Regions from separate parts of the Homo sapiens genome. Here region 2 is linked to region 1. The links are chromatin loops, found by intact Hi-C in ENCODE. Cell type or tissue: IMR-90. All regions are shown on one strand. Links, peaks and the distances in the headings refer to the core of each region. The heading gives the core; the rest is flanking DNA.

Region 1 (8,333 bases), core at 293-8,292:
GTTTCAAGGGGTATAACAGCTTTTTCCTCTTTCTTTAATGATGGAGGGGGAGAAATTGAAGTTTTAAGAAGTGATAAGTGTTGAAAGTCCCAAAGGAGAGGAAATGAGGGGAGATCAAGACCTTAGATGGACAGGTTCACCTAGATAGAGTCACCTCTGACTCCCAGAAAAAAGGTGAGATAAGTAAGGAAGCCAAGGGCTGGGAAGGTGGAGGGGCCAGTTGTTGGAATTGACCGTCCGCCAAATGTTAATAGAGGGAGAAGTGACATTTGGCTGAATTCCACACACACTGAATGTAGCAGCCCCTCGCCTCAAGGAGTTTTGTATCTAGCAGAGAGAGAATGTCTACAAGAGCATGGCAGATACATCGTGGGGTCGAAAATGAGTACAAGTGGAATGATTGGGGGTTACATTTAAAGAGAAAACCACAGCCACTGGGGGAGTTTCGGGAAAGGTCTTGGGAAGAGGTGACATCTGAGAGGCACCTTCCGTGCTAGGCCCAGGCCAGGGTAGGGAGGGATCATGGGCAGGGTGTGTTTTTGGAACAAGTTATCCCAGGGTATGTGTAGCTCTTGGGAAGGGCAAGCTGGGGTCAGATAGTGAGGACTGAGTGCTAAGATGAGAAGTTTTTCTTCATTTCTGTGGACATTGGAGAGTCTGACATTTTTCAAGTAGGGGACTGATGTGATTAGAAATACAGTTTGAGAACCACATGTTGGCAGTGTGGGATGAATGGGGGAGGAGGGCTGGGCCTGGAGGCTCAGGCAGCCATCTGGGTAATGAGCCCGTAGCGGGCTGGGAGGTGAGAGGAGGTCTTAAATACCACAGCTATTGGGGACTTATAAAATTTTAACAGCCTTTTCAGATTATACTCTAAATCAGCAGACACTTAGATCTTTTTAACACCTTTTTCTGTTGTATGGTATGGTGATAAATGATGTATTAAATTTAAGTTTGGTTAATTTTAATTGGTGTAATTTGTATTATCCTTTGAGTCGTAATTTATGTGTAGAAAATACAGTGATGTTGGGTAATTAAAACATTCTTTTAACCAGAACACCTATTTTGTGTAAAATAGGAGTCTGCATATTAGGAAAAAAAAAAAAAATCACATCACCTGACTGAAGTTTTCAAGCTCAGGATTCACTGTGGGTGTGTTGTCCCAGTGGAGGGTGTCGAGGCTGAAAGTGAGGAAGACAGTGATCACGCCTGGCTGGGCCTCCTGTATCCATACCTGCCCTCTCCCGTGTCCACTCCACCTCGAAGCAGGAGGAATCTTTCAGGAATGCAAACCAGATTCTTGGCAGTCCCTTGCTCATAGCTCTTCAGGGGCTACTCATGCTCTTGGAATAAACAATTCCTTGTCACTGGCACCTGCCAGGCCCTGCCCGGCCCACCCCTGCCCACCTTACTATTCTTGTTCCCCTCTACTCAATCTTTGCGGGCAGAGATCACTTCCTCCAGCACATTCTACCCTTCCCTTTGGGGCCTGCACTGATGCCCCTGCCTGGAAATGCTCCTTCCTCGTTCAGCCCTACTCATCCTTCAAATCTCAGCTTAAAGGCTGCCTTCTTGGGGAAGGTTTTGCTGATGCTTCAATTAAGATAGCTCCTCCCGTGTTATAATGTGCTGTTCTCTCAGCCTCCCATACCTCTGCACCTTGTCACAGTGGTTGTACATCTCTCATTATAATTGTTGAGGCTCCGCCACCCCGACTCCCAGAATGCATCCTTCCTGTAGGCAGAAGCCGGACTATCCTGCCCTCCACTCCTTGCCCAATCCCAGCCCCAGGTTTCCCCTAGCCCCAGCCTGTGAGTGGGGCTGAGTGACGGCACTATCCCAGAGCAGCTGTCCCCGCTACAAGTTTACCAGGCAAACCTTTAAAAAATTATTATAAATGATGACCATGAAACTGGAGGGGGTCGAGGGATCACTCTGGGCAGGTTGCTGAAGGCTGCTTTCTGTGGGCTCTCTGCAGGGACGTGGGAATGACAGTTATTCTGGGTCTCCTTCATCTCAATGTTTGTCAACAAGGAATTTTGCCTGGGTTAATTTATTTGGCAGACCTTTTCTCAGTAGATAATGCTGTGATCAGCTTCAGCCCAGCCCGGATCAGATGATCATCAAAGCCAAATGAGCAGTCAAAATTAATGACGTTTTGCTTTGCTTCATGAATATAAATACTGCAAGAAAATGGAGGGAATTGTCTTCCTGCCACTTTGGAGTCATTCGTGATTTAAGTGTGCTGTTTTCCATGCATGAATGTTTTCTATGAGAACTATAAAGTTACTGAATCTTCTCAGTAGAGTGACTTGATGTGTCATGTGGTACCTTTTAGTGCAGGATCTAGGGACCAGCTTGGGACTTTGTCCTTGGGTTGGTACAGTGTGATTGTCACCGGGAGAGGACTGCAGCTGCCAGGGGGTGGTAATTCTGTCCCAACAACTTATAGAACCACAGGGACAGGTGGCAGAGTGTTGGGGCAATAGGCAGCCTGCCACTCAGTTTTTAATCTATTTCTAGAACATGGTGCAGTCTAGAGACTTGCAGGGATTTGATGCCCACAGTACTGTGTCTGGTCCTGTCTGCATGTGCTGTGGCCAGGGCTGTGCTGGGTAGAGGTGGGCGTGTGGGGCAAGGAGCACATGTGCATCTGTGTGCTCATACTCAGGGTGCTTGCTCTGGAGCAGCTGGTAGTGGGGTCAGGTGGGGTGGACGTGGAGAGGGAGGGCTCTGCAGAGGCCTTTCAGGGCTGAAGGGGAAGTGGGGAGACGGGTTTCCAGGCCTCTGTCCACCTCAATTCTAGCAGCTCTGCATTTACATATTGGAGATCCCCTCAAGATTTCAATGGAATAAAACATTCATTCCAGGACTAAAAATTTTGAAAACCTGAAGTTTTCCTTTCTATCAGGATGTCCAGCAGACTCAATAATTATATATTGTTTGCTTAGCATTTACCAAGCATCAGGCATTTGGAAGCATTCTGTGTTCTTTCTTCATGAATCCTCACTTAGCTGTGCAAGGGATATGCTAGTTTTATTATCCCCACTTACATATAAGGAGCCCGAGGCCTAGGTATGCTAAGTGAGTTGTCTGGGATTCAGAGTCAGGTCAGTGTGTCTACAGAGATGGTCTCCAACTCACCCACCTACAGCCAAGTCACTGAGTTCTTGGTCTCTGAGCCTGCAGAACAGTTTCTTGGTTTCTTCATCTGCAGAACAGGGAAAATGAAATTTTTCACAAAATCAGACATCACGTGCAAAGCAGCCAGGAGTAGAACATTGTAGACACTTGGTGAATGTCACTCTTAACCAAGAAACAAGACTGTGCCTTTGGGTTCAGCTGGCTCACACATTTATTTTGATGAATTAGGTCAGTGTTTTGTTTGATTATCACAGTGGTGAGGTCCATGCAGGTAGCTGTAGGGTGGAAGAATCACTCATCCTTGGGTCCTGCTCTGACACATACAGGCTGTGCAGCCTGAAGATCTAGGGGAATATCTGTTTCTTCCTAATACCTGTAGATTAGGGATCATTGCTTCTTCCTAATACCTGTAGATTAGGGATCATTGCACCAGCTTTCTGGGTTGTGTTGAGGTTGAAGTAAAACGAATACATACAGAAGTTCCTGCTGTTCTGTGAATATTTGAATCTGCACCCACTTGTAGCTTTGTGAGATCACTCTTAACGGTAGTATTTAAGAACATTTGAACTCCGCTGTGGGCTCATGATGAACTTCATTTCTCTTCTGGCGGGTGGACCTGTGCTCATTATCATTCAATGAATTGGCTCAGCATGCAGGATGGCATGCTGAGATAAACGCTAGCCCTTACTTTAGATTAAATACCCCCAAAAGAGAGTGATCAACAGGAGAAAATCGAAGCCAAAAAAGATCATTAAAGAGTTGTTTAGGAGCAGATACGTGTTCATTGTTAAAATTTCCCAGCTGAAAATCTAAACAAACAGCACTTGAGCTTTCAGAAGAAAATGCCATTTGTAACATTGAGATTTGCAAGGCATTTGGTGCCATGTGAGTGCCGCTTGCCCCTGTAGGTGAGTCTATGTAGACCACGAGACAAGTATTCAATATGCAAATTCCTGATGGCACATAGGGAAGGATTTAAAAGAATGATTCTCATGCTTTCTAATCAAGTCACAAGGGGGCAAATGTCCTTTTTCACCACCTCGACTTTCCTAAGAGTCCCTAGGAGAGCATCTGTAGGTAATAGTTTTCATCTAGAATCTGTTAAATAGGTATTATTTATTTTACTCATGTAAATAGTTAGGATTAAGGGTTGTTGCCCTGCACTGCTAACGTGGGGGCCGGGGTGCAGACCACTTCTCTCTTTGGCATGCAGGTTGTTTGCTGTGACTACTACACATTTTTCTGCACTGGCTTCAGAAGTTAAGCCTTGCAGGCATTCTTCCTGGGCTCCCTGAGCAGCTGTAATCACCCTGACCCCAAACACTCTGCACATCAGTTCACCTCAATTTTAAATCCCTCAGGCCAACCGCTGTGGTCAGTCGGCATTGCCCTAAGCTGATGGGCCTGATTAAACCAAGAGTGGCACACACTGCCCTCCAGCCTAGGATATGCAATGTCACTTTTCTTCTCACGTTTGCCTAGCTAATTTCCAGTTACTCTTCCAGACTCATTGATGAGGCAGGAATCGCTTTTTCTGGGAAGTTTTTCCTGATTTTCCATCACACGTGGATGCCCCTTTCTACCTTTTCCCCTAGAATCCTTGGCTTATGCAGTTATGAATATTTCCACAAGGTGGCGCTCATGTCAGTGTCCTCCCTGCCCCTGGCCGCCTTGCTAGCCCGGGAGTACACTAGGAGGGCGCTCGGGTCTGCCTGCATCTCCAGGCCGGGCACAGTCTCTGATGGTAATAGCTTGAACAAATGTTTGCTGAATTCATGAATTTTAACATGTTTTCCTTTTCTAGTGTAAGGATTATCAAAATTAAGATTTAAAGCTTCTCGCTTCTGAGACAACATTGCCATTATTTAATGGTGGAGGTGTAAAGGGGGATGCCGAGCTGTATACTCCAGAGCTCTCTGAGGAGGGTCTAATTCAGCGGGTCTCCCCATGGCTTCGCATCAAAATGGCAAGGGGCTTTGAAAAAACACCCACACTTGAGCTCCACCTAGGAGCAAAGAGACCATATAGTCTCTGAGGGTGAGGCCTGGTATTTGTGTGGTTGCGGGTTTTTTTTGTTTTTTTTTTTTTTTTTTGAGTCTTGAGGTGATCCCGAAGTGCACCCAGGAGTAAGAGAGGCGGGCGAAAGTGATCAGAAGCGACTCCTATTTCCTTCCTGTGGCTCGTTATCGTCTCTCAGTGGTCACAGTCCTTTCCCAGGCCACCCCCTGTGTCCATCTCAGGTGGGATAACCTCATGACAGAGTTTGGGAACGCTCAATAGAGTCACTTCCATAGAAAATACGTCTTCCATTGCTCAAGCAAGAAGAGAATTTGAGCATAGGACAGGAATATTTTAATCATAATAACTGAAAAACACCAGCAACAATATAAACAAAAAGATTGCCTGTATTCATTGGGAATGCAAGTTTTATCTGTGTTTTGATTGTGGTGAAATATACGTAACATAAAATTTACCATTTTAACCATTTTGAAGTGGACAGTTCAGTGGTATTCAATTCATTCACATTGTTGTGCAACCATAACCACTGTCCAACTCCACACCTTTTCCATCACTGAACCAAAATTCTATGCTCACTAAACAATAACTCCTGACTTGCCCCTCCCCTCAGCCCCTGGTTACCACAATTCTACTTTCTGTCTCGATTAATTAGACTATTCTAGGTACCTCATATAAGTGGAATCATATTTGTCCCTTTTTTTTTTTTTTTGCTTATTGAGCATAATATCTTTAAGGTTCATTCATATTATATTATGTATCAGAATTTCATTCCTTTTTAAGGCTACTAATATTCCATTGTTACGTATAGTCCACATTTCGTTTATCCATGCATACAGCCATGGACGTTTGGGTTGTTTCCACCTTTTGGCTACTGTGAATAATGTTGCTATAAACATTGGTGCACAGATATCTGTTCGAGTCCCTGCTTTAGATTCTTTTGGATGTCCAAAGTAGAACTGTTGGATCACAGGTAATTTTTTGTTTGAATTTTTTGAAGAATCACCATACTATTTTCTACAGCAGCTGCATCATTTTACACTCTCCACAGCAATGCAGGAAGGTTCCAGATTCTCCATATCCTCACTAATACTTATTTGCTTCTGTTTTGTTGTATTAGTTTTTTTAATAATAGCCACCTAATGGGGATGAAGTGGTATCTCATTCTGGTTTTGATTTGCACTTCATGTGCTTCGTGGCCATTTGTACTTCCTTCTTAGAGAAATGTCTATTCAAGTCCTTTATACATTTCTATAAAATGTTTATGTATTTATTTGACTTCACCAACAGAAATGGATTTTCTCACAGTTCTGGAGGCTGGAGGTCCAAGGTCAGGGTGTCAGCATGTGAGTTCCCTTGAGGCCTCTCCTTGCTCACAGATGGCCTTTCCTCTGCGGCATGCATTCTCCACTCTCTCCTCTTTTTATATCAGTCATATTGGACTTTGCCCATTTTTGAATTGAGTTGTTTGGTTTATTCTTGCTGAGCTGTAGAAATTCTTTATATTTTGGGTATTAATCCTTTATCAGATATGCTATTTACAAATATTTTTCCCATTCTATGGGTTACCTTTCCCACTCTGTTAATACTGTTCTTTAATGCACTAATGCTTTAGTTTTGGAAGAAGTCTAGTTTATCTATTTGATTTATTTATTTTTATTTTTTATTTTTTGAGATGTAGTCTCGCTCTGTCCCCCAGGCTGGAGTGCAGTGGCATGATCTCGGCTCACTGCAAGCTCTACCTCCCGGGTTCACACTTTTCTCCTGCCTCAGCCTCCTGAGTAGCTGGGACTACAGGCACCCGCCACCATGCCCAGCTAATTTTTTGTATTTTTAGTAGAGACGGGGTTTCACCATGTTAGCCAGTATGGTCTGGATCTCCTGACCTCGTGATCTGCCCGCCTTAACCTCCCAAAGTGCTGGGATTACAGGTGTGAGCCACCACACCCAGCGTACCTATTTGATCTTTTGTCGTCTGTGCTTTTGGTGTCATATCTAAGAAGTCACTGCTGAATCCAATCTCATGAAGCTTTCCTCGTTGTCTTCCAAGAGTTTTATAGTTTGAGTTCTTTAGCTTTAGTCTGCTGTTAGAGAAAGAATAACAAACCTTCATTTATCCAGAATGGTTGAGGGTTGGGGGCAGAGTATGGTCTTTTTTATAATTAACTGTAATAAATTTTACCATTTCTACATTCCTCCATCCATTAAAAAGATCAGGATTAGAAAGTAGGAAAATATCTAAAACCATGCTGGAAAACAGAAAAGGACATGTACAATGAAGCTTCTGGGAGAAATGTGAGGCTAAGTTTGGATGGACAGACAGACAGAGGAGGGGGATCATATGAGAAGTAAGAGGATGGTGTCCTCATGGGAGCCCCTGGACACCCCTATTCTCAGAGTGCAGAGATCCAGTGGGCTGAAGGGGGCCGTGCCTCAGACACATGCCATCAAGCCCCTACACAGCTTCCTCGCATGGCAGAGAATGCCCCCACATCAGGTGGGGGTTGTGTGGTAAGCTCCTGGTTCTGCCTGACTTCTGGGCAGTTTCCTCCCATTAACATGGAGGGAAAGGCTCTATCACAGCCCACTGGTGAAGCCGCCTCTGAAGTGTTGAGTTTCCCTGAGTAACTCCCTGGTTTTTCTGTGGAAACCGCTCAAAGTGGCCACAGGTGTACCTAAAATAAAGCCTCTCACAATTGCTAACAAAGACCAATACAAGCCATCAATGCTGTTCAGCCTTGACTTCTGTTTGCAAATATGAGTAGATAATTAAAAAAAGTAAACCAAGACACAGGAGTTCCCACTGAAAGAGTATAGGAATCAAGAGAGGGCTTTTAAAATTTCTAGAGTTCATTCTCAGATTTTAAAAGATGTGGCATCATAAAACAAGAGCCAGCAGCTGTGAGGAAAGAGTCATTGGAGAGCAAGGATTCCTGTAAATAAAAGGCATGACTGCTGGAATAACCTCATGTGAGAGGGTGACAGCATCGAGGCTCTAAGTGTCAGTGATACTGTTAGGGTTGCAATGCAGAGGAGTGGATCCCAAAGCCCTCCTGGAAGAATCCTCCAGGAATTCTTCCAAAATAGGAGCAAAAGTACAAAGAAATAGAAATGTCAGTGGAAGGAGACTTATAAATCCAGCATGTTCAGTAAGAGTTTCAGAATTAGAAAAT
Region 2 (8,333 bases), core at 293-8,292, 71 kb before region 1:
GGCTGATGCCAGCAATCTAAGGCTTCATTAGTACAGACGAAGCAATGCTCACTTTGCTACATAAATAATTAGAGAGATTAAATGAAAATAAACACTGAGAGGATGTGCAGACGCTCCGAAGTTAGGTAATTATTTTAATTACTCTAGTGACTTCCAGCAACCTTCATTATCAGCCACAGATCAAGCTTAAATTGTTTTATGTAAGAATATCATAAGCTATATGGAAAAGTACCATAGCTTACTTAGTGATTATGCTTCATAAAAATGACATTTTCTCCAAGCTCCCATTTAAAGGAGTTGTTTCCATTCCAGCCCCTGATAGACTCGTGACATATTTTTAAAGTATAAGTTTTTGCACTTAAAAATGTTTTGCCCTGGTTTTGTACTTCTAATGGACATCCTTAATGATAATTTTCGTATCTTTATATCTTTGCTCAGATTTGATCATAAGAGATTCGGGGCCACATATTGAGTGGCTTAATGTAAAACAATATGGCATATTCAGCCATCTGAAATAAATGTCACTTGGAATCATGTCATCCTTATTGCATGACAAGCTATACCTTGCATTTGGGGTAAATTTATTTCTTCTTTCTTCCACTCCCTAGACCAACTTGGGAAGACTCTAACATACACTCTAGGAATTATCTTCATTACAAGCAGAGGTACTATTTAGAAGCATTATCAGTCCTGTTTAGATTTCATTTTATATTCATTTGATAACGATGATCCATCAAGATCTCTTGTGTTAAGGTGTTCTTTTGAGGAAGGGTTATCTGTATTGAAATATCATTTATTGACTGCCTGTGTAATAATGGCTCTTCTTCAAACTACCCAACATACACCATTTAATCCTTGCAAGATTCCCATGGAGTATGTATTATTAACCCCATTTTCCAGATGAGGAAACAGGCCTTGGGAGGTTCACTGATTTTCTAAAGTTGCACAGTAGAAAGTATCCCAGAGGGGACTCAAACCCAGGTCTGCCTGACTCCAAGAACCATGAAGCTCCCCAACAGATGACTGAATGAAATAAACCTGGGTACAAATGCTAAGGGTAATAGAAAAAAATGAAGTGACAGTCTGTGATGTGCTAATTAAGTGTTGTGTTTTATGACACCCATGAATTCTGGGCATGAGCTAAAGTCTCAAACTGCAAATTCAATTGATTTTGAAAGTGCTTTGGGCTAGGCACAATGGCTTACATCTGTAATCCCAGCACTTTGGGAGGCCAAGGCATAAGGACTGCTTGAGCCCAGGAGTTCAAGACCATCTTGGGTAATAGGAGACCCCAGTCTACAAAAACTAAAATGAAAAAATTAGCAGGGTGTAGCAGCTTATATCTGTAGTTCCTGCTACTCAAAAAGCTGAGGCAGGAGGATTGCTTGAGCCCAGGACATCGAGACTGAAGTGAGCTGTGTTCAAGTCACTGCACCCCAGCCTTGGCATTGAAGAGAGACCCTGTCTGTCTGTCTTTCTCTCTCTCTCTCTCTCTCACACACACAGACACACACACACACACACACACACACACACACACACAGTGTTTCATCTCTGAATAGCCCTGGTTCCTGGAGAGGATGTAATAGCAAATAGGTTTTATGGCATAGTTGGACCAACCAAAAGTTCCCCACTAACAAAGGTTAGTGATGTTTTTAGTACAATTCAGTAACAACATGAATTTTATTCCAGCAAACACAAGGCATTTTAACCAAATTTAAAATTTCCAACAGGATGAACCAGACTTCAGTAACTTAGGGGAGAGGGGTGCACTGCTTCCTAAGAAAAACCTTTTCTTAAAGGGAGGCCTTGACTTCTTTCCTCTTCCCCATCCTGGCATGATGCTGGTGCAGAATACATTTCCAAGGTTGTGTTATATTCAGAGGCACATTAGGCTATTCGAGAGAATGGGAAGAGGTCTAATGGCTTCGTTGTTTTCTATGTTTAGGATGCACTAATCTGCAGAGTTTAATGTATGAGTTGTGGATGGCACAGGGAAGTTGGGACAGAAGGCTAGCTCTAGGGAGTTGTTGGGGTGGCTGGGTGTTAGTCTGAAATTTCACTCTCACGTTTCAGAATCTGAAGAGGAAGTTAGGGAAATTCACAGATGAGCCAATGCCTTTTAACAGGTGGGGGGTTCAGGGGTAGGACTGGGAGAAGAGGAGCTGTCAGAAAAGCTGGAGAGCCATTCGCCCCAGAGCTCTCAGTTGCACCAGAACGCACAGTCGGAGAGAGATTTATTTGTGAACAAGCCCGAGAAAGGCAGACAACCCAGACAAGATGGGCTCAGAAATTATTTATCATAGGCTAGGGCAGAACAGTCTGGAGCTTTCCTTCTGCTTTGCAAGCACTTCCCTGGGACCTGCCTGGGAAGCACAGCCCTTCTTCCTGGTAAGTTACAGAAGGTCAGGCACTCAGCTAGTAGGCCAGCTAGACAGCAAAAAGTGTCTAAACTAAGTGCCAACTGTTTACTTGGGGTCTTCCAGACCCTATCATGGTTCTATTCGTCATGGTACACTCTGTTTGATTTCAATCGCACCATCTTTATATGTAGGAAGGCCAAACCGGCCCGGCTGTGTTGGGTGGGATTTCTGCAGGCCATGCAGTGAGGACGCCACTAGCTATAGACACACGCAGGAGACCCACGTTCTATTTCCATATGCCACTTGCCACTGACCTCAGAGAAATCATTTTAAACCCTGAACCTCAGCTTCCTTATCCTGAAAATGAAGGCCATTCTACTTCTTAGGCCTTCTTGACAGGAGCCTTGGGAGAGCCAAACGGAGTAATTCCGGTGACAGCGAAGAACTGGGAGGGACCGTGACTCCAAATTACTGAAGAAAAATAAGTTAAACATGCTCGGCTGGAGTTTTAGGAATTCCACCCGCCCCCACCCGCCATGATCAAACTGCAGTCAGGCAGCAGCCCTCCGAATTGATTCTTTCTTATGGACTGTCTCACATGCCAAACACCTATGTGCAGCACCCCTCCATCTCCGTGGGCTCCTATTGATGTCTGCCTTGCAGTGAAAGCGCTTTTTGTTGCCGCTGTTCGATACACCCCAGCACATCAACGCAGCAGCTGGGAGCAGGAGGAGGAATCCCTTCGCTTTCTCCCCTCCTTTCACTCCGAACCCTAGGCATCAGCAGCAACGCGCGTAGCCCGGCAAATTTCCGCACGTGAATGGATTTTCCTGGCTCATCTCCAAAGACCTTGCGGTATTTCACAAAGCTGAAGAGAGGTGAACGAGCATCACCCCCTCCAGGAGGTCGTGCAGCCCCGCGGGGACGCTCCTCCCGCTCCTCCACCCGCGGTGCAGCGGCCGCCTCCCGAGCTTGCTCGCGGGGCCGTTAGCGCCAGACCCGGCGGAGAGCCAAGGGGTCCCTCCGCGCCTCCCTCTCGCAGCCCCTCTCCACCAGTAGCAGCGCTGCTGTCTTCCCACAGGAGGACTTGGGAGGACGCTGGATTCTGCAGCGCCCCCGCCCCCTCGCTTTTTCTTTCTTTCCTTGCTTTGGGATCTTGCTGCTGGATCCGGAGAGGTTCTGAGAAGACAAGAGCAAGGGACTGAGAGCAGGCTTCCGCTGCGGCGCGCGAACACAGCCGGGACACAACCCCCAGCGTCTCCACCCGCTCCTCGCCACCCCGGCGGGAATGTGAGGAAGGAAAGCCCCCAGCGCCGCCGCCCGCCCTCGAAGGCGTCCCAGAGAGCGTCCTGGGGGCCCGCGGCTGGAGCCCTTGTGCCCGCAGCACCGCCGGACTGGAGCGGCGAGGCGCACCGGGTGCCGCTTCTCGGCTTCCACTCTTCAGAAAGAGCGCGGTGGGGATCAGCGCCTTTCCCGCACTCGGCACAACTCCGGGACCGGCGGCGCGCGGCTGGACCGAGTCCCGCTTCCCGCCAGCTCACCTGGAGTCGGGGGCAGCCCCTGCCCGCCCGCCTGCACCCCTTGTCGCTCTAGCTTGCGCGAACCTGCCGCTCCTCCACGCCCAGGTAGTGAGCCCCGCGGCTCCAGGTCTCTGCAGCGCCCTCGGCCCCATGGACAGCGCACCCATCACCACTCCCTAAGTGCTGGCGCCGCCGCTGTCCAAGCTGCGCACTGGGGTCCCTCGGCTCGCCCCTCTCTGGGGTGTCCGAGAGGCCAGGGAGCGTGCACCATGAAGTCCGCGCTTTTCACCCGCTTCTTTATCCTCCTGCCCTGGATCCTAATTGTCATCATCATGCTCGACGTGGACACGCGCAGGCCAGTGCCCCCGCTCACCCCGCGCCCCTACTTCTCTCCCTACGCGGTGGGCCGCGGGGGCGCCCGACTCCCGCTCCGCAGGGGCGGCCCGGCTCACGGGACCCAAAAGCGCAACCAGTCTCGGCCGCAGCCACAGCCGGAGCCGCAGCTGCCCACCATCTATGCCATCACGCCCACCTACAGCCGCCCGGTGCAGAAAGCGGAGCTGACCCGCCTGGCCAACACGTTCCGCCAGGTGGCGCAGCTGCACTGGATCCTGGTGGAGGACGCGGCGGCGCGCAGCGAGCTGGTGAGCCGCTTCCTGGCGCGGGCCGGGCTGCCCAGCACTCACCTGCACGTGCCCACGCCGCGGCGCTACAAGCGGCCCGGGCTGCCGCGCGCCACTGAGCAGCGCAACGCGGGCCTCGCCTGGCTGCGCCAGAGGCACCAGCACCAGCGCGCGCAGCCCGGCGTGCTCTTCTTCGCTGACGACGACAACACCTATAGTCTGGAGCTCTTCCAGGAGGTAAAGGCCAGCCTGCCCCGCTGGGTGGGCGAGGGCGGGAGTGGGCCTCCGGGCCGGCCGGGCTGCAGTCACACGCCCCTTGCACTCCGGGTGCACTTTTGAGTTCTCAGTTCTCCGTGCGCGCATTCGGGGCACCGAGTGGAGCCGCTCCTTGCTGGCACTCCGCAGCCTCCGCTGGCCGTGGGGGTGGAGGGGCTGTGTGTGAGAGGATCACTGTGGCTTAAGGGGCGGGAGTCTGCCCTGGGGCTTTTCTGTGTGGAGATTGTGTCAAGAGAATAGCACAGGTGTGAGGCGCGGGAATGATTTCCAGGGGCCAGGCTCCTGACGACCTGAGGATGGAGCTTAGACCTGCAGGCGCTGGCTGCGATAGGAGATCAGGGAGGGACCTGCACCGTAGCGGGTGGCGGTGGAGGGGTGGGGGTGGTGGGGACGGGTAGGCTAGGTGTTACTCGAGGCTTTTCAGTGCCTACAGGTGTGATTCTCAGTCTAGGACCATATAGGGAGAAAGGTGGAGATAGCCTAGAGAGAAATTTGACTATTGCGGCCCACTGGCACGGAAATGGTTGTTAGAAGAAACACTGACTTCTATGGAGGTCCTTCCTCTCTTTCCCACACCTCACAAAAGTCTTTTCTGACCCTCAAGATTACTTTTTTTTTTTTTTTGCAAGAAAACCCTTTCTGGAAAATAAACTGTTCTGCCCTGTGGTTACGTCTTTTTTGCAGCCCAAGGTAAACATCTGGGCTGCCTGATCCCTTTTCACAACCTTTCTCTAAGGCCTCTTTTTGGCGAGTTAGCCAGGACACATTTGGCGGGGCCTTTTGCGTCTTTCTGGTGCAGCCAGGTCCTGAGTGCATCCGGGCTCCCTGCTGTTGAGATGGCCCATGAGTTCCCTGGGATGGCCACGCGCGCACCGCCCCCCCCCGCCGCCCCCGGCAGGCACAGGGTTAGAACAGGTGTTCTTCCTTGAGGCTGGTATCTTGCGGTGTGTGTGTGTGTAGCCTGCAAATGAGACTGAGTGGCATGGGTTTTCTCAGTTTTCTTCTGTCTACGCAATTACAGCCAAAGAAAATCTTCTTGATTGATTTGACGCCCTGTGAGACTGTTGCCTTCCTCCACCTGAAATTTCTTGACGTCCTGCTTCAGAGACTCCCCCTCAATTCCCCTTCTCCCAAGTAAACTGGACATTGGGAAAATACTATGTGTGAGTTGGACACTGAACTGCTAAAATAATCTGTGTGTCTGGTCATCAGATACCCTAACTGCTTCCCACACTTTCATCCTCATCTCTGGGTTGCTTTCTTAACCCCAGGGCAGAGCTATTCTGTACTCTTCCAGTTTAATTTTTCTGTGTGGCTTTAAAAAAATTTTCTTAAAGGTAATTGCCGCCTTCATTTCTATTCATCCTCTCTTTCATGAATAAAAGGCACAGTAATTGTCCTTCATCTTTTCTTTTCCATCCTTTCACTGTAGAGGGCTTTCTTTCCACGTTTCTCCAAATGAATAAATAAGCTTGGCATTGTATAGTATGGTCCTTACTCAACCCAAGATTAGAGATACCATCTGACGTTTTTAACTGGGCTTTTAATCCTGCATCAGTGCTCCCCCCTCCAAAAGAAAAAAGTGGCTTGCATCTGAAGCAAAGACTGTACATTTCAATGCACCACAATTTTTAAACCGCAAGGTCTTTTTATTTTCTTCTACAACTTCGAAGTTGCCTCGTCTGTGACAATATGTGGTCTTGTTGAAGTAAAATAGTGCACATTACTGTTAATGAACACTGTAGGAGGCTAGATTGTGAAGGAGGAATGATTTAGTTTATTCCGAGCTTCTAGCCTCTTGGTGTGAGGTGTTAGAAGAATTGGCACACGCAGGCAGTGAAATGATTCAGGACACAGCCTTCCTTTGATGCTTCCCAAACTGAAAGGAGGGTTTGTTGGTGGGGGATATTAAGCATCAGGAGAAAATTCCAGTAGGTTTTTCATTAGTCCATATGGGGGAAAATATAAAATGAGGAGAGGGTAAGGAGAAAAAAATAGTGTTGTCAGAGAGGACATTATAAAGGAAAAACGCAAAACTTTCAAGACACTAAACTTTTGTACAATTGGAAGTAATGCAATAAAATAAAATAAGAGCATATGCAACATTTTTTAATGGTGAGGTGCCACATATACAAAAAATACAACAGGTTTATTGTTTCTGTTGTCATTTTAAGCATAATAGGCATGACATACTTAGAATTTAAGTTTTCTATCTCCTGGAGGTCACTCCCAGACAGTAATTTTATGACTAGTACCTTTCTCTACCACTCCCCCACCAGCATTGTTTTTGGACAGATTAGGCCTTTGTTTGACATATATGTATGCTGATACATTCAGTTTTCTTTATTATAACATTTTCCATGCATGGCAAACATTATTGAATTCCATCATTAGGCTAGTGGAATTTATGAATTCTTAGTCTTGTGCATTTTCCAGAATTTGGAAATCCGTAGGTTTATTTGTGAGACAGCCTACCATACACCCGTTCTCAGATTAATGATTCCGTGTAAATTATAGTTTAGACATTGTTCTCTGGAGAAAACGTAGGACCAGATAAAACATTGAAAATCTACAGCTCCTTGGGGGAAAGCAAAGATGCTGATTAGGAATGCTATAGGGCTGAGGCATATATCTCAGCCCTTTATATTGTGCATGCACACCAATTAGTTTTTCAGTAATTCACAGTACTTAAGGAAAGAATACCCCAAGTCAGGTTTCATCTTTTATTCATGGTGCTTCTAATTTCCATGGTTGATGTTAAAGTGGATAAGATAAAAGGAGGAAAATGAACCACGTACAAATTAGCTCCGTAAGTATTGGCTGCAAATGAAGGAAAGCAAAGGATGAAAGGTCTCCAAATTAAATTAAAGACGCAACAGGCAATCTGTGTTCAATTATTCCTCCCTGGTAACTGGAATGGTGCTTTGTCATCTCATACAGCTAACTAATTTTCAGCCTTTCCTTTCAACTGATCTGCATTGCCAGGAAAGAAATATTTGCATTGAATACTCTTATGTTAACAGCCAAATCCATTTGCAAATGAAGTTTAGTGTGAATCTTAGCTACAGAAATGGGCCTGTTCATTGGAGAAGGAGGTGGTGGGGTTTTTCAGGTTTCAAAAATCTCAACAGCTACTCCTCTTCTTCCTGTGGCATTGATGGGGTTTTGCACTGTGGATCACAGGTAATCCTGCCTCCCTGTGCATCCTATCCATCTCCCTCTCTGGAAAAGCTTACTTGCAAAGGATTTAAGCTGCTTTAATAAAAGCCACAACTACAGATAAATGTGACTTTATTTTTAGTCATGTTTTCAATAACACTATTGATCAGATTTCTGTTTTTCACCAGAAAACCTTCAAAGCTTTCTTAAATTTAAAACAGATGCTTTTCAGGTGAAGTTGGTTTCACCTCTGGAAATCAATTGAATTGAAATACTAAAAAAAAATAGCACTTTCCAAGCAAGAAAAAAAAAAACTTTAGAAATTTTGAAGTTAATGAAATAAGACTGGAAGACAGGCTGGCTCTCAGACACTTAAGGGGTTATCAAAGGAG

The links. Hi-C counts contacts between places; a loop is a spot of excess contacts. Peaks named below come from ENCODE experiments on the same cell type or tissue, not always from the same donor. Only the 100,000 strongest peaks of a DNase experiment are listed, where the experiment ranks them.
Region 2: a loop joins it to region 1, with 5 times the contacts of the local background. A loop is called at or near these places in 4 of 110 quality-filtered maps.

What each region holds. Positions count from the first base shown.
Region 1 is chr6:70,881,000-70,889,332 of GRCh38, reverse strand. The region is part of intron 2 of B3GAT2 (beta-1,3-glucuronyltransferase 2); the gene reads left to right. LOC105377850 (a long non-coding RNA gene) reads right to left here and starts at 3,191. Exons shown (of 5, transcript XR_001744196.2): 1 at 3,149-3,191; 2 at 1,118-1,181. In IMR-90, for the core only: a CTCF peak has its summit at 4,774 (motif pointing right); no DNase peak of the experiment used is centred there; H3K27me3 peaks cover 1,168 bases.
Region 2 is chr6:70,952,249-70,960,581 of GRCh38, reverse strand. It overlaps B3GAT2 (beta-1,3-glucuronyltransferase 2), which reads left to right and starts at 3,522. Exons shown (of 4, transcript NM_080742.3): 1 at 3,522-4,743. The coding sequence starts at 4,153. It overlaps LOC124901229, which reads right to left and starts at 4,154. Exons shown (of 2, transcript XM_047419611.1): 1 at 4,054-4,154; 2 at 1,665-3,950. The coding sequence starts at 4,154. The coding sequence ends at 3,224. RefSeq lists an enhancer at 3,747-4,262 and silencers at 4,191-4,320, 4,791-4,930. In IMR-90, for the core only: a CTCF peak has its summit at 4,475 (motif pointing right); a DNase peak (open chromatin) is centred at 4,501; H3K4me3 peaks cover 869 bases; H3K27me3 peaks cover 4,647 bases.